Linked DNA regions of Mus musculus: regions 1, 2, 3, 4, 5 and 7 are each linked to region 6. The links are chromatin loops, found by intact Hi-C in ENCODE. Cell type or tissue: heart. All regions are shown on one strand.

Region 1 (4,000 bases), 130 kb before region 6:
CAGAGGCAGGTGGGGTTTTTTTTTTTTTTGGTCTGTTTTAAAGTGAAGCACATTTATGTTTTTATTGTGAGTAAGTATGTGTGTGTATTTGTATACGTGCAACAGTGCACCTGTGCAGGTCAGAAGACAACTTCCCAGAGCTGGCTCTCGCCCCCATCTTGTGGGTCTTGGGGATCAAATTCAGGTCATCAGGACTGGTGGCTGACACCTTAACTTACTGACCCATCTGTAAGTTTGGTTTGGTTTGGTTTGGTTTGGTTTGGTTTGGTTTGGTTTGGTTTGGTTTGAGACAAGGACCTTGACATCCTGAGTTTTCTCCATTTTCAAGTGCTGGGATTAGAGGAATACACTAACATGCCTATCCTTTAACACACACACACACACACACACACACACACACGAAACAAAAAGAAACAAATAAAATAAAACAGGTTTTTATTATTTAGCTTCCTCCACCTCCTAAGTATTGGGATCACAGATTTGTGCTAACACATCCAGTTGGTAATGGAGATTTGAGAGCCCACTGCATGGGACTGAGGTTTGGGTTAGAAAGTTTATGGACATTCTTTTGTTTAGAAACACACACACAATGATTGAAAGCATTGAGAAAGAGAGGTTTATTTTATCTTACATCATGAAGGGAAGTTAGAGCAGGAACTCAAGGCAGGAACTGATGCAGAAACCCTAGAGGAGTGCTGTATGTATACTGGCTTCCTTTCCCTGAATTTCTTCTCTCTCTCTCTCTCTCTCTCTCTCTCTCTCTCTCTCTCAGACAGAGTCTGTTTATATAGTCCTGGCTGTCCTGGAACTTGCTATGTAGAATATGCTGACCCCCTAAACTCACGGAGATCTGCCTGCCTCTGCCTCCTGAGCGCTGGGATTAGGCAAGTACCACCATGCCAGGCTTTCAGCTACCTTCCTTTCAGCCCAGGACCATCTGTCTAAGGGCAGTACTGCCCACAGTGGCCTGGGCCCTCCCAAATCAATCATGGTTCAAAGAAGAAGAAAAAAAAAAAAGTCCCATGAAGTTATCTGCAGGTCAATTTGGTGGAGTCAGGTTTTTCTTCCCAGATAGTTCTAGCTTTTGTCAAATTCACAAAAACAAACACGAGAGAGAGAGAGAGAGAGAGAGAGAGAGAGAGAGAGAGAGATTGCTCAGTGGGTAAAGTGCTTGCCTCCAAAGACCAGAACCCCTGTCAAGAGCCAGATGCAGTGGTGAAGCCCTGTCATCTACCCCAGCCACAGTGAGCAGGAGAAGAGCTGGGAAGGAGAAGCCTCAGGGACAGCCAGCCCAGAGTATGCAGCATGGCAGAAACAAGAGAGACCCTGCCTCTCGACAGGGCAGAAACTGAGACCAAATCCCCAAAAGTTGTCCTCTGATCTCCACACACAGGTGTGCACACACAAATTAAAAAAAATAAAAACCCCCAAGAACCGCCCTACACCATAACCAATACCAAGACCATTCCGTGAGAATGGATGCACACACCGCCCTTGAGGAGAGGAGGGAAAGGGAGGAGGGGACAAAATGTCCACATCACCCCACCAGGATGGAAACACCCAGGGCAAGCCAGACTGTCCACCTCAGCTGTCTGCATATCTAGCAAGGCAGGTAGGGCCAGGCTGGGGTCTCAGGAGGCCACATGGCCTGTGGAACTCATCAACTGTCCCTGAATTGCTGAATTTTTTAACGGAGTGGATCAAGTTCGATTAAATGAAAGCCAGAGACTTGTTCTCTGTGTCCAGAACTCATCCACAGGCAGCCGTTTCCTGGAGTCCTGCTTCAGACTCACCAAGTAGGTATTTCCTCCACCGTGAGGCAGCTAAACTGCTTGCCTGAGGTGGGTGCTGGAAGAGCCGGTGAGCTCAGGCACACCACACTGCTTCTCCAATGCTGCCTGGCTCTTCCTCGGAGAAAGCTCCTGACTCCAGCACAATTCTAGGCCGGCAGGAAATCACATGGATTGGTCATCCCTCCTCCCACCCCTCCCACACTGGTGAGTGTGTGTGTGTGTGTGTGTTTGGTAAGAGTTTGGCTACTGTCCTGGGAAGCTTTCCTGAAACAAGACCAGGGCTGTTTTTAACTAATATTGAGAGAAAAGTGTGACCTTGCGCTGAGAAAGACTTGCACTGGTTTGAAGAAAGCTACAGAGCAGGCACAATATTTGCATTTTCTCTTACTTGGAGAGGCCACCACGAAAGCAGCCACGCCCTGACCAGTCTTTCTGAGAGCCCTGGGTTGTGAAAGAGTGTATCTGGACGTTCCCTTGGCGGGGGCCCTCATACAGTCTCAGTGCGTATTGGTGTCTCGTGCCTCTTGACAGTGTGGCCTCCGAATGAGAAGCACAATCGTCCCCTTTGTTCCTGTTGGCAGAAACTGGCTTCTGGCTCTAACGTCTTCATTTCCTCTACATCTTTGTTTCCTTTAGGACACACACACACACACACACACACACACACACACACACACGCTCATGAACAGCTGGAGAAATGAGGTGCTTGGCTCACAAACAACAGACTCTGACAGAGCCGCCCATCCTCCCCAGCTGCACCAAATTAACTTGGCATGATTTTGCATACTTCGCAGTCATGCATTGCAGAGGGATGCTTCTCCGCTCCTGTTGCTGGCTCCTGACCTCAGAGACCAGGCAGCCCGCCCCCACCCCTCCTGGTTTGTTTATACCTGTCGGTCTTCTAAAAGGAAGGAAACAGCCTTATTCTTCTTGTATCTTTAAAATAGAAGCTCCCCAGAGGTTCCAGATCTGCACTTCAAAGGCAATAGAAAACCCTTACCCAGTTCAGCCAGCTTCAGGAAACTAGTGCTTTTAGTTACAGGTTTCCTGGAGCAGGGGACCTCATCTTGGGGTGTGCACACGAGTATCAGGGAGTCTGCAATTCTGTACCCACCAATGAATGAGTTTGTTTGAAAAACCAAACGGGATTGTGTTCTCCTGCATCCTTGTGGGATGCTGTTGTTCATGACTTGGGAGTGTTTGTACTCTACACAGGGTGAGGTGTGACTAACAAGGAGCACATGAGAAACCAGTACCTGGTGCCTGTTCAGCCCTTACTCCAAAAAGCATCATCAGGAACTGTCTCACCTGAAAAGCCAGAGTCCTGAAAAAGTCATTCTGTTCCCCGAAGTTTCAGAACAGCCAGAGGAACCTCCACTTGGAGGTGCATGGCTTGTACGGTTCGTCTGGTTAACATCCGCACCAGAGATGTTCTCGAAATGGTGTTCAGGAAGGAGCAAGGATAAGTTCAGAGTCCACAGCAGCTCTTCCCACAGCCTGGAAAAGTTTTCTCAGCCCCACGCATCTCTCCCCAGGCCTCAAGGGAAGCTTCCTTTAAGCTGATTGTTTGCCTGGGTTTTGTCTCCTGGAGCTGAGCCTTCCTGGAGGCCTCTGGTGAAAGCACTCATTCACTTTTTTCCCCTAGGAAAAATGCAAAACCAAGAAAGGAAATGCCTGTTTGTTTGTTTGTTTGTTTGTTTTGATTATTGTATAGTGAACTACTCTTAAACTCGGCAATTTAAAACATTGGGTGTCATCTCTCAGCTCTGCTGGTTAGAAACCTGGCTTGCCTTCTCTGGCGGCTCTGGCCTGTGGTCTCAGCTGAATCATTCATTCGCTGAGACTGAAGTTAGACCAAGACTGCTGGGGAAGGACCTGCCTGCAAACTCAGTCATGTGGTCGCTACAAGCTTAGTTCCTTTCTGGCGACTGCCCAGGGACACACAGCTCCTCGCGGCCCAGCCTCTTACTCTCTGCCTGCCTGTCTTCAAGACTTGGTGGCTCCATTCTCCCAGAGTGAGTGAGCCAAGAGAAACATGGAAACCAAGACAGCGGCTGCACTTCGGTCTCTCTCCCCTCCCCTCCCCTCCCCTCCCCTCCCCTCCCCTCCCCTCCCCTCCCCTCTTCTCAGCACCCTGTTCTAGATTATATAGAACAGAAGCCTACAGGGTGTGTCCAACCTTGAATTGCATGTTTTGAAAGCCAACA
Region 2 (4,000 bases), 52 kb before region 6:
TATCTCAGAAAAAATAGAAAGAGGTCCATGGTTAATCTCTCCAAGAAGCAAGAAAATACTGTGATCTATACAGCAGTAAATAAAGAAAACGCTGTTTTAGAAGAGTTAGCAGTGTGAGGGACAAAAGCGGTGTTCACAGACATCTCCAAATCGAAGTGCATAGAGGAAAGGTGACAGTGGCCAGCAGTGCCCATTCCCCATGGCTGTCACCCCTCGATGCCTGTTCAGCATTGAGGTTGGACACAGAGAACAGGTGTAGACTACAGCCTAAATCCAGGCGGAAAGGTGTCCCATCTCGGACCTGGAAGCAACGGGAGGAACAGCCTCAGAATGTGTCTAGCAAGAGAATCATCTTAGAGAGGTTGGTTGGAATCCAGGACTCAGGACAGGGGACAAAGGTTCTGGTGGGAATGAGATCGATGGGACCTAAGAGCCCATTCCAACCTAGACTGAGACAGTGAGCACTTTTTACTTTCTAAAGAGTACCCAGAAGGCATACGCAACCAATCCACACATTATAAATCTTTACTGCCTAATTTTATTTTTAAAGAAAAAAAAATGGTGCTTTTGATCTCTTGCTTCTCTCCTGCTCTTGCTCTCCCCTTCCCCATTCCCTTGCCTTCCTCCTCTCTCCACATGCTCATGGCCATGGCCAGCCTCTACTTCCCTACTCTCTCACTCCCTCTGCCTTTCTCTGCCTCTACTACCCTCGTAACTCCCCACCCCATGCCCTGAATAAACTCTATTCTATACTAAAGAAAAAGAAAAAGAGAAGGAGGAGGAGGAGGAGGAGGAGGAGGAGGAGGAGGAGGAGGAGGAGGAGGAGGAGGAGGAGGAGAAGGAGAAGAAGAAGAAGAAGAAGAAGAAGAAGAAGAAGAAGAAGAAGAAGAAGAAGAAGAAGAAGAAGAAGAAGAAGAGAAGAAAGAGAAGAGAAGAGAAGGAAAGGAAAAGAAAAAGAAAAGAAAAGAAAAAGAGAAAAACGTCTAGCCAGATAGCTCAGTGGATAAAGGCACCTTGCTACTCTGCTTGAAAACTGGAGTCTGTACCTAGGACCTTCTTGGTGGAAAGAGAGAACTGATTCCTGAAAGGACAATTTATCCTTTGACTTCTGTATGTGTGCTGTGGCAGTATGGGCACATACTAAATGTAATAAAAGAAATAAAAGCGAAAAAGTTGAGCCAGGCATGGTGGCACTTGTCTGTAATCCCAGCACTCAGAGGCAGGAGGATTGTAAATTCAAATCCAGCCTGGACTGCAGATCAAGATGAAGGGGTGGAATTGGGTTGGAAAATTTTAAGTAGAACCAAGATATTTTTAAAGATTATTCTCCTTAATTTTCTACTGTATACTTAAAGGTCTTGTTCGTTTAGCTAAAGTAAGAACACTGTCCCTCTGAGATGTGCCTCTGTATTCTCCAGCTCTGGGTCTCTGAACACACCAATTAACAAGATTTTGAGAGCCACGGCTCTAGGGGCCTCCAGGTTGGCCACTAGCCAACAGCAAGCAGGTTCTGGCTGGTTGTCCATCAGGTTTGGAGAGCTGCTCGGGGCCCGGCCCTGAGGTGTGGTGAGTAGCCTGAGCAGGCACAGGCAGGCTTCTGCTAAACTCCGTAGCAGAGTAGGTGTGCCTGCCCACAGGAGTACCCCAAATTCTGAGGCAGGAATCTGGGGCCGAGATTCAAAGCCCCAAAGCAAAGCAGAGTGAGGTTTAAAATTCAGAGAGGCCTGAGTGCCCCGCACCTATCATTTTCCTCATGGCCGACCGCTCTTCCGGTGAGGAAGTTTCCACCACGTGAAGCAGTAAGTGTTAAACAGAGCAGGAAGTACAGCTGCACGGCTGAGCCTCCTCCAGACCGGAAGCTGCAGTCCACGGTGGTAAGAGCTACTACACGAGTACACCAGCCCTTTCCCGAATCTGATTGACAGTGGCCGAAGGATACAGAATGCGGATTTTGATTGACTCATATTTCTTTCTTTCCGTTTCTCAGCTGCCACACCTACCCCGGCTATAAAAGGCTTTCTAGTCTATTATTACATCAAGAACAGTACAGTTTCTCAGGGGGACCTCCCTACCCTAAGGAGTTTTCCACTTTCCTAAGGAAGAGCTTAACATTCTCGGTGTTCGTTGATTCATCGCGTTTGCTCAGCCATCCATCTTTATGTCAATAGGACTTGCACGGAGCTGGGTAGATTCACCACAGTAAGCCAGGTTGCACACTAGAACCAGGCTTTCAGCTGGTCAGAAGTTCCCGCATTGGGCTCCACTGCCCGACCTTAGACATAAGCTTTTATTTCTTAAGCATGACCACTGGGGTTCAAAAGAAAGCAAGTCAGAGTGTCCAAAGTAGAAATGTAATATATGAGGCATAGAAAAGAGAAGACCATATTTTTTTTTCATTCATTTGTTTGTTTGTTTGTTTATTTATGGGGTGGGTAAATCTATCAGTGTGTACGTGGACATCCTGGGACAGCCCTGAGCATTCTTTCCTTCCCCAAAGTGGGTCACAGTGATTGAGTTTAGCTTTTCAGTCTTAGTGACAAGAGTCTTTACCCACCGAGCCATAGAATCCACCAATGCCTCCTTTTTGTTTCTAGAGACTGCCAAGCTTGGGGGCTTCATCCTGACGTCCTGGCGCTCAAAAGGCCGAGGCAAGAGGGTCCCTGCCATTTCAAAGGCAAATTGGGCTGTGTAGTTCCAGGCCAGCCTGGCCAACAGTGTGAGATGCTGTCTCAACAGAAAAACAAAGGCAACCATTTCCAAGCTAGGGATGGTGGCTGAGTCCAGAGAATACAAGTTTGAGAAAATAAATAAAGCCTGGGTTTCAGGAAAGGCGGGTCAGCGGATAAAGTGCTTGCTGCACTAGCATGAGAGCCTGAGTTCAGATCTTCAGCATCCATGTAAAAGCCAAACATACATGACACATCCGTAACCACTGCTGATGGGGTGGAGACAGGCAGGTCGCTGGAGCTCACAGCTAGCTGGTTTGGCCTGAGAAGCTCCAGTGAGAGAACTGGTCTTTACGGAAACTGGAGCGGGAGTGCGCGCATGCGTACAGAGAATAAGCTCAATCTCACAAGCGCTCGGCCCTAAGTGAGATATCCCTATCACACCCCTCCCCGCAAGGCTCCAGGATCTGCGCAGAAGAGCAGATGCAAAGATTATAAGAGCCGGAGGTGCCGATGACTTCAACGCCATCAGGCAGATGCTTGTAGGAATTTACAGCAATTGTGACAGCACACGCCTGATAAAGATCACAGCATGTAGAAAGAGAGGTAGACGCGAGGTTCCAGGCCTAACAGAGGGGCTGTTGGCACTTGATTGCTACTAGAAAAAAGAAAGTTAGTTGTCCTTAGTGGAATGACAATTGGTATACAGATCACACTCCAAGGGCAGGCTCCATGACTAGGAGTAGTTGACAAACTGGGGTTTTGTTTGTTTGTTTGTTTAACTTTTTAATTTTTAAAAGAAAATGGGTGGGTAGGGAGGTTGAGAAGAACAGTGGGGGAGCTCTGGAGGGGTGGTCAAATGGTCAAAATACATTGCATGAAAGTCTCAAAGAATTAATAAAGACATCATTTATTTCAATTTAAAGATTTATTTATTTTTATTCTATGTGCATTGGGGTGTTTTGCCTGCATGCATGTCTGTGTAAGGGTGTCAGATCCCTGGATCTGGAGCTACAGATATTTGTGAGCTGCTATGTGGGTGCTAGGAATTGAACCCACAACCTCTAGAGGAGCAGCCAGTGCTCTTACCAGCTGAGCCATCTCTCCAGTCCCTATTTTCTCAATTTAAGAACAAGGTGGAGAGTGATAGAGGATGACTCCCAATGTCTGCCTCTGGCAACCACACATGCACACATAAACAAGTGCAGCTGAACACACATGTGCACGTATGCTCTTATAACACACACACACACACACACACACACACACACACACACACACACACTCGAATTCTTTCCTGTTCAGCACATGACACAGCTTCCTGCTGTGTTGAG
Region 3 (4,000 bases), 77 kb before region 6:
GGCGTCACATTCCCTGGAACTGGAGTTGCAGACATTAATGAGCCGCCATGTGGTTGCTGGGAAATGAACTCAGGACTTCTGGAAGAGCAACCAGTGCTCTTAACTACTGAGCCATCTCTCCAGCCTGACACCCTTTTTTCAATGTCAATATTCAGCCCATGTTTCAGGTCCATTTCAAATGTCAGCACAGATGAATCTCCCTAGTAAGATCAATTTTTCCATCAATGATTTTTTTGTTTTTCTCCCACGATGTATGTCACATCTTCCTGTGTGTTATGGAGAGCCGTGCAGCCAGTTATTGATTTGTCCTCACTCAGCTTTGGAAAGGACTCCCCGCAGTCAGAGCTGGGCAACCTCACATTCAACACCAGCAGCCTGAGGATGAGGGCTGCTGGCTGCTGGCTCTGCCCTAATGTAACCAGACCTGGGAATGTAAGAATTGCAAGACAGAAGGGAAGAACTCACACAACTTCCCCCAGAAGCATCTTTTGGGGATATGCCTCAGAATGGTATAGTTGAGTCTTGAAGTAGAACGATTCCTAACCTTCTGAGAAACCACCAAATTGACTTCCAGAGTGGTTGTACCAGTTGGCGATCCCACAGCAATGGAGGAGTGATCCCCTTGCTACACAACCTCACCAGCATGTGCAGTCCTTTGAGGTTTTGATCTTAGCCATTCTGACTGGTGTGAGGTGGAACCTCAGGGTCGTTTTGATTTGCATTTCCCTGATGACTAAGGATGTTGTACATTTCTTTAGGTGCGTCTCGGTCATTCAGGATTCTTCTGTTGAGAATTTTGTTTAGCTCTGCACCCCGTTTTTTAAATTGGGTTATTTGGATTGTTGGTGTCTAGCTTCTTGAGTTCTTTATATATTTTGGATGTTAGCTCTCTGTGGGATGTAGGGTTAGTGAAGATCTTTTCCCAATCTATAGGCTGTCATTTTGTCCTGATGATGGTATCTTTTGACTTACAGAAGCTTTTCAGTTTTATGCGGTCCCATTTATTACTTTTCGACCTTAGCACCTGAGCCATTGATGTTCTCTCCTCAGGAAGTTGTGTCCTGTACTGGTGAGTTCAAGGTTATTCCTCACTTTCTGTTCTATTAGATTAAGTGTGTCTGGTTTCACAAACTGAAGAGAAGGGGGAGGGAGAATTGGGGGAAGACTTGTGTGAGGACTGGGAGGAGAGGAAGGGCTGGTATTGGGTTGTATAGGGAATAAATAAATAAATTTAATTAAAAAAAAAAAAGAAAACCACTTGCAGAGAGAAACTTGGATTTGAGAAAGCAAATGACTCTTCTTTCTCTTCCATCTCTCCCTCCTCTTTCTCTTCCTCCCCCTTCAGTCTGAGTGAACCCTTTCTTTAGTTTGTGAAACCTGAAATGAAGTTGATAATAGACTCAAACCCTAAGGTGGAGAAAGCTTACAAATTTCATATTCTGAAAGGGACAGGGGTAGGATGTGAGATGCCCACACCCCTTCGATGAACAAAACTGAAAATCCGAGATACCTTTGACACCTCCCCTGTGCTGGACGAGCCTCACTAACATGTCCAGAGCCTTCCTGCGTTGTTCATGCTTTTTACAAGTTGTCTATTTCCTCTTCCACCCACCCTGGCTCCATTCAAGGGCACTCCCGTTGTTGGGGGACAGAGAGGGAATCTACATACCGAGAACCTCTTTTCAGCCTTGCTTGCAAGCACCTGCAGGCTTCCCTTCAGTGTTTCCTGTTCAACTCAACAGGTTCTAATTATGTGAACTAATATTTGCTCACTATTAAACCATGTTTATTCTCGTAAAAGGCAAACATTCAAAGACAGGGGTTAAGCAAACCCCAGAAAAAAAAATCTCAGTGTTTATGCCAAGGCACGTCTGTTTCCCGCCACTCGGAGTTTCTCCTTGCCCCATCATTACAGATATTTGCCTTTCAGAGTGTTTGCCCAACTCTTCTCCTTCTGCAGGACAACCATTCTCTCTTTCACTTCCTGCCTCCCTGGTGGAGCAGAGCTCCACTGCCTTTCCCTCAGATGCCACATCTTGCTGTGCGGAAATGGCCGCTGCTGACTCCTTAGAGAAGACTGGCTGAGAGAGAGCCTTCCCGGAGCTGCAGGGGTGCTTCCCCTTGTGTGGTTTCTGAGTCATTTTTCTGAACCAGAAGATGAGAACTGTCTGAGCTTCTGAGGTGTGTTGTTTCTCAATTCTTGTCAAGCATATCACACAGTTCGTCCCACTGCCAAGTTTCTCCCTCACAATTCTGACATGTTTGTCCTCAAACATTTTCATTTCCCATAATGAAAAGAGCCCGGGGGAGGAAAAAACATCAGAACTCAAGCGCTGTAAAGATGGCAAAGCTAGAAGACGTCCTTAAATATGACAGAGACCCAGGGACTCTTAATCCTATGTTAAACCCCCCAAAACACACACACACACACACACACACACACACACACGCACCTGCTCACACTGTAGATCATCTTGGGAAAGTTAGCAAAAAAAAAAAAAAAAAAAAAAACAAAACCCCTCAGTCTCAATCGATCTGGAAGCAATGAAAGTGAGCCATGTTATCCACAAAACGGGCTGAAGGACGAACATATGTGGTCAGTCACCCTTCTAATACCACAGAGCCCCATACACATCACCCCAAATTTAAACCACACTAGAAATCTTAGAGCAGTAGATCTTCAACAAGGCAAGATACGCCCTTCCTCTTGTATGAACTGGTTCCGTGATGACAGAATGAAAGTGTGTGCTTTCGCTATACATCATCCAGATATAAATAACTGTCTCTGCTGACCTCACCCTCGACTTCCTCAAAACCCCAAGACTTCACTTCCCTCCCAAAATGTATGGGAAAATACACCCGGTCCTTTGAAACTTGGAGCACTGGCTGCTCCCGCATCACTTTCCCTCTGATACTGCTGAAGCAGGGTCCTGAAGAAAGCCCCGATGATCGGCCCTTAGGGAGAGGTCGCATTTCACTACAACATTCTGCATCATCTTTCTGCACAAAAGCACAAATCTGGGATTGCAACCCTTAAAATCAAAGGAAAATCTCTAATCTCAGCCTTTCTGCTGCTGTAAACAATTCACCCATAAACCATGCCCATGAAGAAAACCTTGTAATCACACACACACACACACACACACACACACACACACACACACACACACACAGCTGCCATGAGGAGCAAAAGCAGAGGATCCCATTGCTTCCAGAACAAGCGCCAGCAAATCCTTAAAATGTGAAACTACAAAGGCAAGCAGCAAGACTTGCCATTTCAGGCCCCTTGGATTACACTGCTGGAGCTCAGCCAACAAAACAATCTTCCAGAAAAGCAGCCCAGCCGGTTGCAATAGTCAGATCTGCAGCCTCAACCAAGCTCTTTGTCAAGAGAAGGGGGAACCTTGCCACGCCCCACCCTACCCAGACTCTAGTCCCACAACCTGTTAACCAAGGTTACAAGACATCAGTCTTCATTCACCACAAGCATATAGGGGAGAGGAGGGTGTGAGCGCAGGGCGGGGAAGGAGGGGCGAGCCGGGTGCGAGCACCACGCCCTGAGCAGCAGAGGTCCGGAGAATCTGCACACAGCCATGCGACTATGTACTGAGCACAAGCCTGCCCTGCCATGCGTGACCCATTTCAGATTAGGGGAAGAACGGAGCAGCTTCAAACATACTTTGAACTCTTATGATACTAGCACCAATCCCTCAGCCAGACAAAAAAAATGGTTTCCTCTGGTCAGCTTTGCCTGAGGAGGTCATTACAGGAAGCCAGGCTTGGGGTTGTAAATTCAAGCTGGCTTTCTCTCCTGAGGATGGAAACAGAGAACCAGAGTACATATGTAATCTGAGATTTATGCTTAGATTAAGGGGGACTGGAGACTGGGGAAGGAGTGGGCTTTCTAACCCCTGTGACCTCAGGCTACTTGGAGCTTCCAGGATGGAGCCTTTCTTCTGCTAGACACACAAATTCGTGGGGCCACATTCTGTTCTCTAAG
Region 4 (4,000 bases), 330 kb before region 6:
ACAGGGTTTCTCTGTGTGCCACTTTGACTGAGTCTTTTTTATATTATTATTATATGTAAGTACACTATAGCTGTCATCAGACACTCCAGAAGAGGGCATCAGATCTCCTTACGGATGGTTGTGAGCCACCATGTGGTTGCTGGGATTTGAGTTGCTGGGATTTGAACTCAGGCCCTTCGGAAGAGCAGTCAGTGCTCTTGACCACTGAGCCATCTCACCAGCCCTTGACTGAGTCTTAAAAACCCTTTAGACACATACTTGCCTTTCGTCTTCTCAACTTAAAAATTTTTAATTTTATTTTTAATTGTGTATGTCTGTGGAGAGGTGTGGTCTCATGTGCACATGAACCCGGAGGCATTGGAGCCCATGGAACTGGAACTACAGGAGTTGTAAGCTGCCCATAGTGGGTGCTGGGAATCAAACTCACTCACGCAGATTCGGGCGGGGCACGCTCTGCATCACTGGGATCCGCCCACTACTTGTGCTTCTGTCCACTTGGACTCTGCTTGTAGGATAGAAGTAGGATGTAGCCCGGCTATAGTTGTTCTAAATCCTTGCTCAGGGGTGTCAGGAAAGCTTTGTTGGTGTTTTCTTCTTGGAATTAGAGACTTTCTGGACTTGCTGTGTAGATTCTTCTGAACTCATCAAGCCTATGTGTTTGTCCTCCCTGGGGATATTTTTAGTGTCCGTGCCAGTTGTCAGACCTAATCCACGGTGTATTCGAGGTGCTCATACTGTAGCATCCCCCTCCACAGTGCTGTAGAGCAGCTGTTGAAACTAGCCTGGTGTAATATGTCCGTGAGCTCCACTCTGTATTAGCAGAGCGACAGTCATGTCAGCTGTTTCCCTTAAGGGGCTGGCAGGGGGAGATCTTCTCTAAATCTGTCTCTGTGTCATTCTGAGGCCATTCTGATGGACTCCTTGGAGGGACTGTTAAGTACCCAGTTCACGTTTCCTTTCTCATCTCTCCCACTCTCCTTCTGAAATGGAAGGGGTAAAAATATTGAGGCATTGTTTTCTTGTGCTTACTTATAAACAAAGTCTTTTATTTTCTCTGGTTTACAGTTGTAGACTTAGAATGTCTTAAATCTGAAAACAGGCTGGTTAAATCAGGTGGCTGGGCATGTGGGATTTTGTATCAAAACTGTGGCAGGGAGTTCACTACCTATATTCATTACCACAGTTTGATAGAAGTCTGAGGCAAACCTGTTTGCAGGTGCATGTGGAGACAGTCAACTCAATCACAGAGGAGTTCCCCTTTAGAGACACAGATGCTGATATGGCTAGTTTAGTGACCCTATTTGTTCCTTCTCTTGATTTCTTCTGGTTCCTCCAGCTGGTAAATTCAGGAATTACTAAAAACAAGGAATATATATTTGATATCATTTGTATGAGTTGAAAAACAAGCCAAATATCACACATTATTTGTAGATCACTGTGAAAATAAAAAGCAGTCATAAAACTAATAAATACCTGACTCAGAAAAGTGGCTGCCTCTGGGAACGGAAGATCAGAATCTGCAAATACCACATAGATTTCTTTCTGCTTTTTAATTGATTTTTTATTTATTTTATTTTTATTATCTCCGGTTTTCATTAGAGTATATCTTGTTAATTAATATCTTATTAAATGCCTGAAATATTTAATGATGAGATCAATAGAGCTTTTCACAGCTTGAAGCCTCAGTCCTGCCTGTCTTATTTGTCATGCAACCCAGTATTGTGTCATAAGCATAAATGTTAGATAGTGCAGTCTAACAGGCCATACATCCAAGCAGTCCTGAGTTAGATCCGCAGTGCTGCAAAGGAGCAAGCTGATGGAAGCCACGCGTGAGAGAGGTATTACTCTAAAACTGTGCCGAGAGCATCAGGAGCTACCGAAGGTCATGCATCTACATTCTTATTGTTCAGCAAAGCATTGTGAACAACAATTTGTGGTGCATTAGACTGGAATGTGAAGTTGTTATCTGTCAGATACATGCATGAGCTGTACAAGATACGTGATTGTCACTAAGGCCTTTATGTTAATTCTAAGCGCCTCTCACTCTTTTCTGAGTCACGTGTTACACTGTTAGCACTGTAAGGAAGTAAAAAGATGAAGTCATATAGGCAATGATCCCCCACTTCTCGTGTATTGTTTTGTTAAATGTCTTATTAAGTGATTCAAAAATAACATTTCCAGGAATGGAAGCTATACTATGTTATAAAATGCAAAAGCAAGATAGCAAGATACCTCTGTAACTTGGTGCCGTTGGCGTTTGTATTGGATAGTTGTTTGCTGTGAGGCCTGGCTAGCTTATTGCAGGTTATTTACTAATACCCATGGACTTTACCCATCCACCCATTTGTAACAATCCAAAATGTCTCCAGATATTGCCGCTATCCTCTAGGGGGCAGGATTTCCCTAGGTTGAGAACCACTAGTCTAGTGAATTAGGTAAATGTCACACTACAAAATTAAAGAGAAAATGTAAGAAACTTTTTTTTCCCCCTGAGACAGGGTTTCTCTGTATATCACTGACTGTCCCGGAACTCACTCTGTAGACCAGGCTGGCCTCGGACTCAGAAATCTGCCTGCCTCTGCATCCTAAGTGCTGGGATTAAAGGCATGCGCCACCACTGCCCAGCCATTTAGTTCATTTTTTTAACAATTTCATACAAGCATACTGTACATTTTGATGATTTTCTCCCCTCACTACTCCCTGCCCCCGTCCCTGTCTGTAAATTAGAGAGTAAAAAGTTAAAGCCAGTTTGGTTGATATAGGCTGAATATTGTCAATACTAAGTGTGTACTACTTTATTAATAATCATAGTTTTCATACACATTGGCATGAAATGGTGTCTTCAGGGGTGTGCCTTAAATCGTTGGAAAAACCTGAGTGTTGAGTGGGATTTCCTCAGATAAAACAAGAATGGTTATGTTTGTATAATTGTTGAAAACTTTGTGAGAGGCAGGTGGATTTCTGAGTTCGAGGACAGCCTGGTCTACAGAGTGAGTTCCAGGACAGCCAGGGCTATACAGAACTACACAGAGAAACCCTGTCTTGGGGGTGGGGGGGAGAAAAGTTTGTCATACAAAATGATAATAGTAATTCATATACAGAAGTTCTTTGTGCTTTTATACATTTTTAAAAAAAAAGTTCTCCTCAGAATACCTGATGAATCAAATGAAAACCCTGTACAGAGGGACGCCCTTAGACACACTTATCCCTGGGGTTTCCTCACATAAAGCCCTCTGAATCAGATGAGAATCCTCGGATACTGTACAGAATTGGAAATTTAACAACTAAAGTATATCCCTTCTGCCCCCAGTCTAGACTGCTGGTATTCTGTCATCTCTCACAGGACATTTATAGGATCTCACAATGTTCTCGTCCCTAACACTGGGCATATAGAGTGCTTGCCCAGTACATACAAGGTACAGGATTCCATACCCAGCACCTACCAGAAAATAAGGAGAGATGAGCCTAGATAACAATGATATTCTCTCATAATGCATTTTTGTTAAAGATTAGGAAGGAAAATAACTGCTCCTTCAGGTCTGGAAATTAGGCTGGAATTGTTTCCCTTCTCCATAGCAGCACTCCAAGTTACACATGTTCACTCGGTATTACACATTTAGATTGGCAGTAGTCCCAACATGAGCTTTATACATACTTGGCTATCCTATTTAGGGCCAGCCAAAGATGTCAGTTACAAGTTTTCATAGCTTTTATATAATTGAGTCCACAGTTCTTAGTTTGTGAAATCATTCTTTTAGTTTTGCTTAAAAAATTGTTAAAAATATAGTGCATAGCTTATTGACTGTCTATGAACTGTAACACTCAAGTCTAGACATGGAGGAGAAGTAGGTGTTGTACAAGACATTGTCTGCCCTTGAGGCAGGTTTGGTTTATGTTTTCTAAGGTTTCATTTTCCAGTGCTGACCTCAGGCTGAAGTCTTCTGAAAGGAAAGGCTGCACTTGCAGTACTATGTAGGAGAGAGCAGAGGCTTCCGAAGAT
Region 5 (4,000 bases), 150 kb before region 6:
AATAGTTCTGCCATGCTACACATGAACTTACAGTCGCTATCCGGTCTCCTGGTAAAACAGCAAAGAACCCTTCTGACAGGAAACCTCTGTGGTTTGTCCCTCCACAAAAGGATATGCTGAGAAGGGTAGGGAGTGAATAGGGTAGGGGAAAAGATGGAATTTCAATTTAATTTTGTCAGGACTAGGTGTTTAGAAGGCAAAACATAAACCCGAAACATTGTTGCAAGTGACCTTGGAGAGAACGGTGGAGACTCTGATCTTGCATGTCAGGCCCTGGGGCTTCAGGCTCTCATATTGTTTTGTGATGACACTGATGATATCTGCTTGGAGTCCTGGAGTTAGGCTGTGCCTTCCCACTCTGCTATGGTGGAGACATGGTCTTCATCTTCAGCTGTCCTGAAGGGACAGGGGAACCTGTGGCAGAACTTTCCAAAGTCATCCAAAATGGGATCCCAAAGAAAGGAAAGTTCTGAGGTCTAGCAACTCTCAGAAAATTCTGGAAACCACTGTGGTGAAGAGACACTTCCTCCCTTAGAGCCGGAGCATTTTGTCAATGGAACTGAGCCCTGAGCAACACAGGCAGGAGGGCGATTCCTAGCTGAGACTAGAAAGCAGACGTTTAGCTTATGATGGTGGGATTGAACCCAGAGGCGCATCACTTACCCACACCAGGGATAGCAAGTCCAATCTTGAAGTCTGGTAATAAGACAGGAAGCAGCAATCTTGCCTTGAGCCCATGCTCTGACTTTCTTCCCGAGATGGACTGGTTGCAAGTGTAAGTCAAGTAAAGGCTCTCCTCCCTCAGGGAGTGTTTAGCCTGTGTTTCACCACAGTGACAGAAATATGCCTTCCATTTTCCCCCCTCTTCTTCAAGTAACTCTGCATCATGTTTTTTTTTGTTTGTTTGTTTTTTGTTTTTTTTTTTTGTTTTTTTTGTTTTTGTTTTTTTACCTCAGTAAATACATTTCAATAATACTAAATGCAAAGTTATAATTTATTTCCTGAATCTTCTATTGTTGGAGAATAATATTGCCTATTTGTCTAGGGGATGGTGTTTCGTTGATATTATTGTATGGCAGCAACCAGCATCATTTTCTGGATATATTCCAAATAATGGGTAAAACCTATGACCTTTTAAGGACTTTGATCCTCCATCAGCTGGGATAGGCTAACTGTTAAAACAAACACCCCTGAGTCAATGGGGCATAAGATAAGGATTTAATAGTGTCTGCAAATTCCTTTCTCTGCGTCTTTAACAATTAGGAGGATGGCACGTTGTTTGTGTCTTTTTTCTATAGATTGCATGGGAAGTCATGGCTCCTCTGCACAGATGCAGTGTGCCTGTTTCTGATCTCAGAAGGGTTGTCACTAGACAACAGACAGTAGGACTCATATGCCTGACTCCTTTCAGAACAGCCACCAAGTTACTGCATTCAACTCTGTTTCCCTTACCCCCTTCTAATTCTTCCTGCAGAACAAGTGTCGTGTGCAAAATGGGCCACCTTTTCCAGGATCCAGCCCCAAGCTCTGTGCCCCAAATCACCTCTGAATGCAAGGTCACCAAACTGTCCTAGCTTAAAAGACAAGTTTGATTTGGGGGCACGGGTGGGGACAGACTCCAGGGAATAGAACTAAAAGGTGAAAATAGCATCCCAGGGTTGACTTGGTACATTGGCTTTGACCAAATCTCCCAGTGTCTTGTCCTTTGGCGTTTAGTGTCTCGGCAGAGCATTAGCATAGCGAAATCAGCAAGAACTGAGAAATTGTAACAGAAGCCATAGAACTGTGTAAGAGCTGTTCCTTCGCGTGCACCAGGTTGATGAACGCTGGCTCATGTCTGACCTGTGGTTTCCTCCTTGTTTTGAGACTGAAGCATAGTTATTCGAAGATAATGCTTTTGAATGGCCTCTTGTCTACATCTGTACTGGACTCCCAACTGTTGCCTGATGATCAGTTAGGGCTGGCCCCTTGCAAAGCAATGTTTCCAGGGAGGTGAGCAAAAGAATTCTTCAAAAAGTATATTTGTCCAAGGACCTCTGAGAACCAAGCCACAGCATTCCTATAGGTAGTGTGTGTGTGTGTGTGTGTGTGTGTGTGTGTGTGTGTGTGTGTGTGTGTTTTCTTATGTGTCGGCCTACCCAGTCCCCACCTCCACTGCCTTCCCCAAGAGGCAGCCTCAGACTCTGGACCTCTTGACTGAGTGACTCACACTAAATCTAGCATTTATAACCTAGAAAAAGAAACAGGAAGTGGCTTACAGAGCCAGGGTACAGCTCAGGGAAGGGCTCCAGTGTCGTTGGCCTCAGATGAGATGGTAAACGCAGACAGAAGTGTGGTGTAGCAAGCATCTCTCTTTCCTCCCGTTACCATGGTGCCTTCTGGTTGGGGCTGGACCATCTCAGTGGAGTTCCTAGGTGCATGATCGTGGCATAGGGGTCACTGCTTCTGGGCCAATGACTCTTTCCAACGTGAGGTCTTGTAAGATGATAAGCTCTTCTCTGCAGTGGCCTTGGACCTTTGACACAGCTTTTATCAATCAGCCTTATAAGGAGAAGTGCTTAAGTGGATGCGGTGGTAAACGCCTGCGATCCCCGTGCTTGGGAGGTAGATGCAAGAGGACAGAGAGTTCCTGGTCATCTTTGGATCTTTGACTACATAGGGAATTCTAAGCCAGCCTGGGTTACTCAATCCAGGAAATGTGTTCAAACACCATGAACTTGGAAAGTGTATACCTAGGACACCATGAACTTGGAGACTATACCTAGGATTACACTGTGACACCCATAGAAGGGCTTCCTTTATAGGCTGAGAAACAAAAGTCCATTGTTACCCTGGGTCCCCAGAGTCTGGGTCCCCAGAGGAGTGCTCCAGTGGTGTGGTTAGCACTGTCCTGGGTGTGGCCCTAGGGTCTTCTGCCCAGGGTGGTGGGAGTGTGTGTGGCTGATGGGGGAGAAAAGAGCAGAGGGCTAGCCTTCCAGTACATACCCAGGCATCCATTTCTGATTCTCTCAGGACTGAAGGGTAGCAGGCAGCTGAGCCATCCCCACTCCTACCCTCAGAGCCTCTAACTAGTTCTCCTAGCTCCCCATCCTCTCACTGATGTCTTCCCACAGGCTTACCCTTGTCATGGCAGGGTGGTGCCAAGACACTGTGGAGGCCTTTCCCATGCAGACTCAGTGCAACTATCTGTAATGGCCTCTTTAGGCCAGGGTCTCCAAGTACCAATTTATGGAGAAATGGTTGTAGCACAGACTGGTTCTTGGCCTGCTCTGCAGCCCTCCAAGAACCATGTTTCCCCAGGCCTAAAGGTCTGGTTCTAAAAGCACCTGTTCCTCTAGACCGGTCCATAGAGTAGAGGGCCTGTAGCCAACCAGTCGTATTTTTCCTTTGGATGAAGATAACTTGCTTCCTTTTCAGCCTCTTGTGACGTTTGGAAACGATCCCAGAAGTAGAGGGGATCACTAGCCTGGAGAAGCCATTTGAGGCCTAACACAGCTCTTTCAGGAGGGATTAGACGGAGGCCAGATTATCGAGCAGTTTCCCTCAGCCCTGGCTTGCCACAGTGACAGCATTACCCAAGCTTTTCCATAAGCAAAAGGGCTTGCTGCTTCAGGAGTCTGTGCTCTCTCGGTGTCCTTCAGAAACAGGCAGAGAAGGTCACTTCCTGTCACAGACCGGGCGGGATTGGAATCCACTGGCTTCTCCTCAGAAAGAATGCTGATTCTAAGATAACGTCAGGAAAGGACGAAAACTGCCTCTACCTCACGGACCTCTTCAGGCCCCTCCCAGATCCTTGTGGAGCAAAGGAGAAAAAGCAAACTAAACTAACCCGGGATTTGTCTGGAGGGATGTTGATACTTCTGGATACTTCCTAGCACCCATATCTGGCTGCTCACAACTGTCTGTAACTCCAGTTCCAGGGGATCTGACACCTTCTTCAGACTTTCACAGGCACCTGTATTCACATGCACGGGTGCTCGTGCGCACACACACACACACA
Region 6 (4,000 bases):
GTCGATGCGGTCGCGGTCGGCGCAGTCTACCACGAAGATCAGACCCTGGGTCCCGGTGTAGTAATGCCGCCAGAGCGGCCGGATCTTGTCCTGGCCGCCCACATCCCACACGTTGAACTTGACGTTTTTGTAAGTCACCGTCTCCACGTTGAAGCCCACCGTGGGGATGGTGGTCACCGATTGGCCCAGCTTCAACTTGTACAGGATCGTTGTCTTGCCGGCTGCGTCCAGGCCCAGCATGAGGATCCGCATTTCCTTGTTCCCGAAGATCTTGGATAGCACCTTCCCCATCGCGTCGGAAGAGCCGGGGCCGGGGGCATTCAGGTGTCCCGGGTCCCCTCAAGCCTACAACGCCGCCGCGAGCCCGAAACGTCGCCGCCCCGCTGCGAGGACGCCCTGCGGCCTGCGCGAAGCTGCCGGCTAGGGGAGCAGGGGCCCGGCCTGCGCTCACTCGGGCATCGCCCGCCGCCGGGGCCCTGCGTCTGCGCCGGGAGAGCCGCCGCCCTGCTCAAGCGAGGCGAGGCGAGGCGCGGCCGGCCCGGAACTGCCCTTCCCCCCCGCAGGCGCCGCGCGAACGAGCGAGCGAGCAAGCGCCGCCGACAGCTCCTCCGCCGCCTCGGCACGCGCCGGCTCCAACTGCGGCCGGCCTGCCGGCCTGCGAGCACCGGACTCGGCACCGACCCCGGTCACCACCCCGACGACGAGCGCGGCTCGGCGCCCGGTCAGGTCATGGATCCTCGCGGGAACTCGCGGGTGCTCGCCTGCAGGGACACAGAGAGGGAGAAGGGAGTTACCGCCGGGCCTCCGAGGGGGCGCCCAGACCGACGCGGCCCGCCTTTCGGGCTCGGCCCTTGAGGTTACCTCCAGCCGCCGCCCCGAGCGCGGGTTCCCTCCGGCCTCCACCTCCTCCTCCTAGCTCTGCTGCCGCCGCCGCCGCTGCCGGAAAAGGCGCCGAGGAAACCGCCTCACTTCCCCTCCCAACTGCGCACGCGCGCCTCGGCCCGACCGTTCGGAAGAGCGCGACCTCTGAAAGGAGAGTGGCCCGCGCTCTCGACGTCACGAGCGCCACGCGCCGGGGGGCGGGGCTACGGCGGCTCCCGGGGCTCAACGCCGGCGCCTCGCGGAACCTGCTGGCGTGGGGCTGGCCGTGTGCCCACCTGTCGCTCTACCCGGGGTCTCCGCGGGTCTCCTTCTCCGCCACTCGAAGGCGGGGCACGGATCCACCGAGGGCGGGCTTCGTCGGCCCTTAGGACCGGCGCCCCAGCCACGCTTCCCAGGCTCGCTCCCGGACCCCCTGCGCGAAGCCCCTCCCGCTCTCCCCAGCCTTCCTTCAGTTTCCTGGAAGACACGTGGGAGGCCAGTGTTCCATAGAATCCGCCAAAGTAGCCCGCACTTTTTGTACTCGAGTTGGGTCTGCCCCTAAGCCCTGCCTTTGAAAGTTTAAACTCGTTCTTTATAAGTCTGGTCTGAACCGCCCGCATTTCTTAAGAAACAGACTATCAGGGCCGACGAGATGACTGTGGGTAAAGCCTGCCACCGAGAGGGCGGACCCGCCTTCGTTCCCCAGGAAGGAGAGAACCAACTCCCTTGAATTGACTTCTGCTCTCCACGTACTATAAGGAAACTCTTTGGGTTTTGTTCTTATTTTCAAATACTTTTTTTCATTTAGTGTGCGTACGCACGGAGAGAGGTCAGAGGACAACCAAAGTCAGTTCTCCCCTTTCTTCATGTGGGTCCCAGGTATCAAGTCAAGCTTGGCGCCCGACGCTTTTACCTACTAAGCCATCTTGCTGGACCAGGAAACCTTTTTGTATTAAACGGATAGTGTTAAGGTTAAAGTAAGGTGAAATTTTTAATAAAAATAAACACGGGGAGAAAACTTAAGTTCAAGGAAGTTGCTACAACAGCATATGATAATATACTGTTTTTATTTTATAATTAAAAAAAAAAAAAAAGGAAGTCATCTGGTACAGCTCACACCTGTACCAGAAGTGATGAGACTGAGGCAGAGAGGGTCGCTGTAATTCTAGGTCAGTCTAGGCTAGAGAGTGTGCCACTCTATTTAACAAGTACTGGCCTCACAGTCGCTCAGGGTTATCTGAAATTATTCTCCAGCCTCCACCTCCCAGGACAGGGGTGACCCAATGGAGCAACAGGTATTTGAAACCACAGCAGGCTTTTTACTTGACTGAAGATTCGAACTCTGGAACTTACTGCTTACAAAGCAAGTGCTTTTTAATGCACCAAGCCATCTTCCCAGCCCCAATAATAAATGATTAAAGAATAATTATAGTACAAAACAAATAGCAATAGTCAGAAACTAGTCGCCAATAGTAAGAATTAAACTCTCTATGCCATGCTTTAAAAAAAATAGGTCAGTTTGGGGCTGGTTGATACTGCTCAGTGATTAAAGCACTTGTCACCCACCCTGACTTGGAGGACACCAAGCAAAATGTAATTTAAAGACATTCAAGGTGGTGTATGCCTTTAACCCCCGCACTGGAGAGACAGAGATTGATGAATATCTCTGAGATTGAGGCCAACCTGGTGTACATATTGAGCTCCAGGCCAAGTCAAGGTTACAAAGTGAGGTCCTAGCTCAAAAAAAAAAAAAGGTAAATTTTAAAATATTCCAAACACTTCCAAATAGTAATAATTTAGGCAACTATTAAACCATACCACAGATGAAACATCTTATTTTCTTGACCCCTTCTAGAGAATAATTTTTATTTGATGTTTCTATTATATTAATTGTACATAATCATTTTGCCCTCAAATGTGTATATAATGTTTTTCAGTTATTCTCCCCCTCTGTCACCTTCCCTTGCTCCCTTTCACTGACTTCCTTTTTAGTAGCCCCTTCTACTTTCATGCCTTTTTTTTTTTCTTTTACATTTTTGAGACACAGTGATTTCCTTAGTGTTGTTTATGGGAACATGGCACCTGACCAGTGGCTCCACCACTTACAACCTGCCTCTCCCTCCCCTTTCAACTGTTAGCTGCATATAAAATGGCTCTCTAAGGAGTACCTTGGCAGGCAAGAGCAAGCGTGTGGTGAAAGGTTGACCGATTTTCTAAGAAAGACTGGTGTGATATGAAAGTTCCAGCTAGTATTAAAAACATTGGGAAAACGACGGTCACAAGGGACTCAAGGATCCAAAACTGTATCTGCTCAAGAGTCCTACGTTTGAAGTGAGCCTTGAAGATCTACAGAATGATGAAGTTTCATTTAGAAATTTTAAGCTAGGGCTGGAGAGATGGCTCAGCGGTTAAGAGCACTGACTGCTCTTCTAGAGGTCCTGAGTTCAAATCAGCAACCACATGGTGGCTCACAACCATCTGTAATGGGATCCAGTGCACTCTTCTAATGTGTGTCTGAAGACAGCTGCAGTGTACTCATATAAATAAAAATAAATAAATCTTTAAAAAAAAAAGAAAAGAAAATTTAAGCTAGTTACTGAAGACGTTCAGGGCAAAAACTGACTAATTTTCATGACATGGATCTTGAGACAAAATGTATTCCATGGTCAAAAAGTGGCAGACCATGACTGAAACTCATGTTGATATACAGCAACCGTTTTAACCTCTCATATTTGGACTTATTCCCAAATGAAGAGTAAGGAAAGAGGAAAATGAGCAAATAAATCACTCTCCTACCTCGGTGTTCCATAGGATTCCTGTGAGTAAGCTGATTGGTGTGGTGTTCCAGGATTTGAAATATGAGACATTCAAACTTCCAAAGTTAGCTGGGTGTGGTGGCGCACGCCTTTAATCTCAGCACTTGGGGGGCAGAGGTGGGCGGATTTCTGAGTTCGAGGCCAGCCTGGTCTACAGAGTGAGTTCCAGGACAGCCAGGGCTACACAGAGAAACCCTGTCTTGGAAAAAAAAAAAAAGTTCCAAAGTTTTAGCTGGATGTGTATGCCTTTGCTCTCAGCACTCCAAAGGCAGACGAAACTCTGACTTTACCTACATTGTGAGTTCCAGACCAGTCAGAGCTAC
Region 7 (4,000 bases), 310 kb before region 6:
GTTTAGTGTTTATTTTTAAGAGATACCCATTCTCTTTATGTGTGTGTGTGTGAGATAGCTTTTTCAGTCTTTTTCCTCTCATTCCCCCCCCCCCCTTTGAGGTTTAATTCTACTAATTTGCAGGGAAGTTAGCTCAAAAAATGAATTGCTGTAGTTGTGTGTGTGTGTTTCTAGCTTGTCATTGCCTTTTAGCTTGACTTGTGGGTTTTCCCCCCAGGCATTAAAAAAATCTATGTCAGTCTAGATTTTTGTGATATATATAAAAGTCATCTTATTTTTTTTTTTTTATTCTGAGGTCATTTGGAATCCCTTTTTTATACATGTAAACCTTTGACCTATTGGCATTTCTGCCTGAGTATGAGATATGGATTCAACAGTTTCTGTTTGTCTTTAGATGGTCACTTGTCTGGCTGGGAAAACTCTCTGGTGTCATTCTTGGACCCTTTGCACCATGTGGATCCGTTTCTGTTTGCCTAGCCCAGAGATCACAGGGCCGATGCCTGTAGAGGCTAGGCAGGTTACGTAAAAGGGGAACGGTGCCAGATCGGGAGGACAGCCAACTGGAAATGGGTGGCACACTTCTATAAAGAGGACGGCCTCTGCACTGCCTGCTCGTTTCTTTGCATAGATGCAGTAGGCCACGTTGTTGCCAGATCTTTGTCAAGAGAAGCTGGAAATAGACAAGAAAAAAAAAAAGCTATCGACTTTAAAATGGTAATACCAATTAAAAATTCTTAATACTTGGCGAAACAAATACATCTTCAGGCCAGATTAAGCTCAGGGGAGCCTTCCAATAGCCTTTGCCAAGAATAAAACTTCCCACCAATGACTTTCCTATGAGAAAATACAATTGCAGTCTGATAATTTGACAGCTTCGTGTTTTATAGCTAGGGTCTAGGAACTTTAGGAAAAATAAGCTTTCTCTATAAACCAGAGTGTATTTAGTACATGGGACTATGAACATGGCCATTTATTAGAAGACAACTTTAGAACTTTTATTAGAAACAACTTTAGTGTTATTATGTAGGCACACGCGTGTGCGAGGACACACATATGCCACATTTCAGATGTAGACAGGTCAGGGAACAACCTTGCGAAGCCGGTTCTTTCCTTCACGTGGGTTCCAGGGGTGGAACGCAGGTTGTCAGCCTTGGGAAGCGAAGCAGGTACCTTTTCCTCGACAGCCCCAGAGGACTTTTTTTTTTTTAAACACTGTGGATACTTAGATTAAAAAAGAAACCAAAAACAAAACAAAACGGAAACCTCCGATCTCTTTAAGTATTTAGTTGCCATTTTTACTTTATGAAGTCAAAATGGTGTTGTGTTTGGGGGAGAACAATGTTCACCCACTGATTCTGGAGCTGAAATTACTACACAAGTTATCTTTTCCAGTCTGTTCTTCTGTTCCCTTCCTCACTTCGGTGGCTGGCAGCATGACTGTTTACAGCCCGTTGGGAGCAATCTGTTCAGCGATTTTAGTGGGATGAAATTTGGGTTAGTGAAAAAGTTTCCAAAGTACATGCCCCTTCAACTTAAAAAAGCATAGGGACAGAGGATTTTTAGGTTTTTTTTTTTTAATGCTAATTAGTGTGACTGTATCGCAGGATCCAGGTTCTGTAGAACCTTAAGTGGAAAGGATTTGAACATGATTAACCTAAGAACAATATCTGAAAGTTTTTGGATACTTTTTTTTTTTTTTTTTTTTTGATCCATAGGGACTCTAGGTGAAAGACCTCGAACTGAAGTCATCTGGCCCTTCAACGTGCGCTAAGAGCTTCCCATGACCCTACAATGTGACTTTATGAATAGCCACTATCACCTAAATATACAAAGGAGCCACACAGAGCACACGTTAAATAAATATCCTATCAGCCCAAATGTCCTTTTCTCCCCACATCTGTGTTCTGCCTCCCAGAGCTGCAGTCACGGGCTCGGGGGTCCCCTAGGGCTGTACCGAATCAGGATTGTCTGCCAGGACTCGGAACGCTGCCGAGTTCGTCTGGAAGAGCCACCCCGCCCCGTGCACGTTCCCAGGAGAGACCGATTACCCTCCCGGCCCCGGGGCCCCGCACCAGACGCCTCGGCCCGCTCGGCGGCGCGCATGCTCCGTGCTGGTCTTCTCCAGAGACTCGGGAGAGCGAGCGCGGGGCCGAGCCGAGCCGAGCCGCCGCTGCAGGCACCGGGCGCTCGGCGGCGGCCGGCGGGGCTGGAGGGGCGGCGGCGGCGGCGGCGGCCAGTGCCGTGCACGCCGGACACGCGCGCCCGCTCGGCCCCGAGGGCCCTCTGGAGGTGACTCGGGCGGACCCGGCGGTGGCGGCGGCGGCGGCGGCGGCGGTAGCGGCGGCTGCGCGGAGGGCGGGGGAGGCGATGAGGACGCTGCGGGCCGCCGCTGTCTGCCCGCCGCGGCCGTAGCGGGAGTCGGGGCGGGGGCGAGGCCGGCGGTGCCCCGCGCTGCGCACCCAGACAAAGGAGGAGGAGCCTCGGGCCAGCGGGCCGGCGCCGCGGGGACAGCAGGACGCCTCGGGCCGCCGCGCTTCCTCGGGGCTGCGGGGCCGCCAAGCCTCGGCGAACGCCCGCCCGCCGGCGCCGCCCCCGAGCGCTCGGCCGGAGCTGCGGCCCGGGCGGGAGGCGGCGGCCGGGGCGAGGCGAGGCGAGGCGGCCGGCGCCCTGCCTGTCAGGCCACCGGCCCGGCCTCCGATGCGGAGGCGCTGCGGCCGGGGCCATGCAGCAGGCGCCGCAGCCCTACGAGTTCTTCAGCGAAGAAAACAGCCCGAAATGGCGGGGACTATTGGTCCCGGCCCTGCGGAAGGTCAGTGCTGGGGCCGAGGGAGGTGCCGCGGGGCGACGGGCTGGGGGGCCGGGCCCGGAGCTCGCACAACTTGTAACGGGGAGAGCGAGGAGCGGGGAGCACGGCTCGCGCCCGCCCCGCGTGCCGCGGCCGAGCCTTCTCTGGCCGGGCTGCGGGCGCTCCTAATTGCCTGTTGCATCCCGAAGGACGTTTTCTCAACTTTCTTTTTTGGCCTGGTCCCGGAAGGAAGGTTTTGTTATGATCATAAAACTGGATTTCATCTTACAGTCATTTCGTCAGGCAACTTCCGCCGTTGACCAATGCGTTGTCCTCAGGCTGGATTCTGGCAACACAGAGTCCCACTGGTTTTTTTCGTTTCTAAAACAAATGCGCAATTTTGGACCGAGAGGCTACTTTGAATTAAGTTCTTGGGGCTGGGGGTGCTCGCCTCGGGCGGCTTGCTTGCTACGCTCGCCCATTCGCCTGTTGAGGCTGTGCTGTTTTCGCTAATATGGATGTGTGTTTCCCATGTGTGAAGTGTCAGTGAGTCATAGTATTCGTTCTCCAGCTCTTGGGGTGAATCTAAAGCGCCTCCCCACTTCCTGCAGAAGTCTTACCTGAATACAAAGATTGCCTCACAAAATGTGGTCAGTTTCTTCACAGCGACGAGGACTTGCAATAACCACTTTTAAGGGACAGTTGCGGGGGCGGGCGGGGGGGGGGAGGTGGCTCGTTGCTAATCAATCTTTGGAGATTAGATACATTGCTAGGGTGCGTGTCTCCGATTGGTTGGTGCTAGTCTTATATGAAGTTAGGTAATTATGCCATTCTCTTTGTTGCTCTGGGCCAGCAAGAGACTCGTTAGGGAAGGTGATTTGCGGTCCAACAACACAAGCTTGATGGCTTGAATTTCATTCCTGGAATCCACGTAAAGGTGATAGGGGAGAACTGACTCCACAAAGCTGTCCTGGCCTTCATGCAGGCCCTCACCACACACACACACACACACACACACACACACACACACACACACACATGCCACTAACACATATATCACACACACACACTTTAATAAGAAACCTCCACTAGGTAAAATACCACAATTGAGGGAGAATGTAAGATGTAAGGAGTAAAAGTACCTTTTGGGTTCCTGAGTTCATGTGCAGAACCCAGGGGGGAAGGAGAGAACTGACTCCCTACACACACTCGTAC

Evidence for each region. Peaks named below come from ENCODE experiments on the same cell type or tissue, not always from the same donor. Only the 100,000 strongest peaks of a DNase experiment are listed, where the experiment ranks them.
Region 1: it touches region 6 in a loop (6-fold over the local background); 10 of 42 quality-filtered maps call a loop at or near these places.
Region 2: it touches region 6 in a loop (3-fold over the local background); 13 of 42 quality-filtered maps call a loop at or near these places.
Region 3: a loop joins it to region 6, with 2.8 times the contacts of the local background. A loop is called at or near these places in 16 of 42 quality-filtered maps.
Region 4: a loop joins it to region 6, with 2.6 times the contacts of the local background. A loop is called at or near these places in 16 of 42 quality-filtered maps.
Region 5: a loop joins it to region 6, with 2.4 times the contacts of the local background. A loop is called at or near these places in 9 of 42 quality-filtered maps.
Region 7: a loop joins it to region 6, with 4 times the contacts of the local background. A loop is called at or near these places in 16 of 42 quality-filtered maps.

The regions. Positions count from the first base shown.
Region 1 is chr12:69,500,474-69,504,473 of GRCm38, reverse strand. It overlaps Gm31512 (a long non-coding RNA gene), which reads right to left. Exons shown (of 3, transcript XR_381638.4): 2 at 3,102-3,434. Among named protein-coding and RNA genes, the nearest start is that of Gm31512, 5.2 kb to the right of the region's middle. In heart, no CTCF peak of the experiment used is centred here; DNase peaks (open chromatin) are centred at 1,983, 2,333, 2,953 and 3,723; H3K4me3 peaks cover 337 bases; H3K27ac peaks cover 2,460 bases.
Region 2 is chr12:69,420,872-69,424,871 of GRCm38, reverse strand. No RefSeq gene overlaps it. Among named protein-coding and RNA genes, the nearest start is that of Gm40434, 39 kb to the left of the region's middle. In heart, no CTCF peak of the experiment used is centred here; a DNase peak (open chromatin) is centred at 1,851; H3K27ac peaks cover 690 bases.
Region 3 is chr12:69,446,198-69,450,197 of GRCm38, reverse strand. No RefSeq gene overlaps it. Among named protein-coding and RNA genes, the nearest start is that of Gm40434, 14 kb to the left of the region's middle. In heart, no CTCF peak of the experiment used is centred here; DNase peaks (open chromatin) are centred at 2,067, 2,747 and 3,487; H3K4me3 peaks cover 599 bases; H3K27ac peaks cover 1,683 bases.
Region 4 is chr12:69,695,315-69,699,314 of GRCm38, reverse strand. All of the region lies in intron 9 of L2hgdh (L-2-hydroxyglutarate dehydrogenase), which reads left to right. Among named protein-coding and RNA genes, the nearest start is that of Sos2, 15 kb to the right of the region's middle. In heart, a CTCF peak has its summit at 2,378 (motif pointing right); no DNase peak of the experiment used is centred here.
Region 5 is chr12:69,514,964-69,518,963 of GRCm38, reverse strand. No RefSeq gene overlaps it. Among named protein-coding and RNA genes, the nearest start is that of Gm31512, 20 kb to the right of the region's middle. In heart, no CTCF peak of the experiment used is centred here; DNase peaks (open chromatin) are centred at 2,263 and 3,633; H3K27ac peaks cover 1,749 bases.
Region 6 is chr12:69,369,085-69,373,084 of GRCm38, reverse strand. It overlaps Arf6 (ADP-ribosylation factor 6), which reads right to left and starts at 935. Exons shown (of 2, transcript NM_007481.3): 1 at 862-935; 2 at 1-761. The coding sequence starts at 291. It also overlaps the pseudogene Gm18113. In heart, a CTCF peak has its summit at 1,542; DNase peaks (open chromatin) are centred at 44 and 994; H3K4me3 peaks cover 2,129 bases; H3K27ac peaks cover 2,272 bases.
Region 7 is chr12:69,680,324-69,684,323 of GRCm38, reverse strand. Sos2 (SOS Ras/Rho guanine nucleotide exchange factor 2) reads left to right here and starts at 2,472. Exons shown (of 23, transcript NM_001135559.1): 1 at 2,472-2,809. The coding sequence starts at 2,723. In heart, a CTCF peak has its summit at 2,072; DNase peaks (open chromatin) are centred at 533, 1,983, 2,523, 3,203 and 1 weaker place; H3K4me3 peaks cover 3,017 bases; H3K27ac peaks cover 2,691 bases.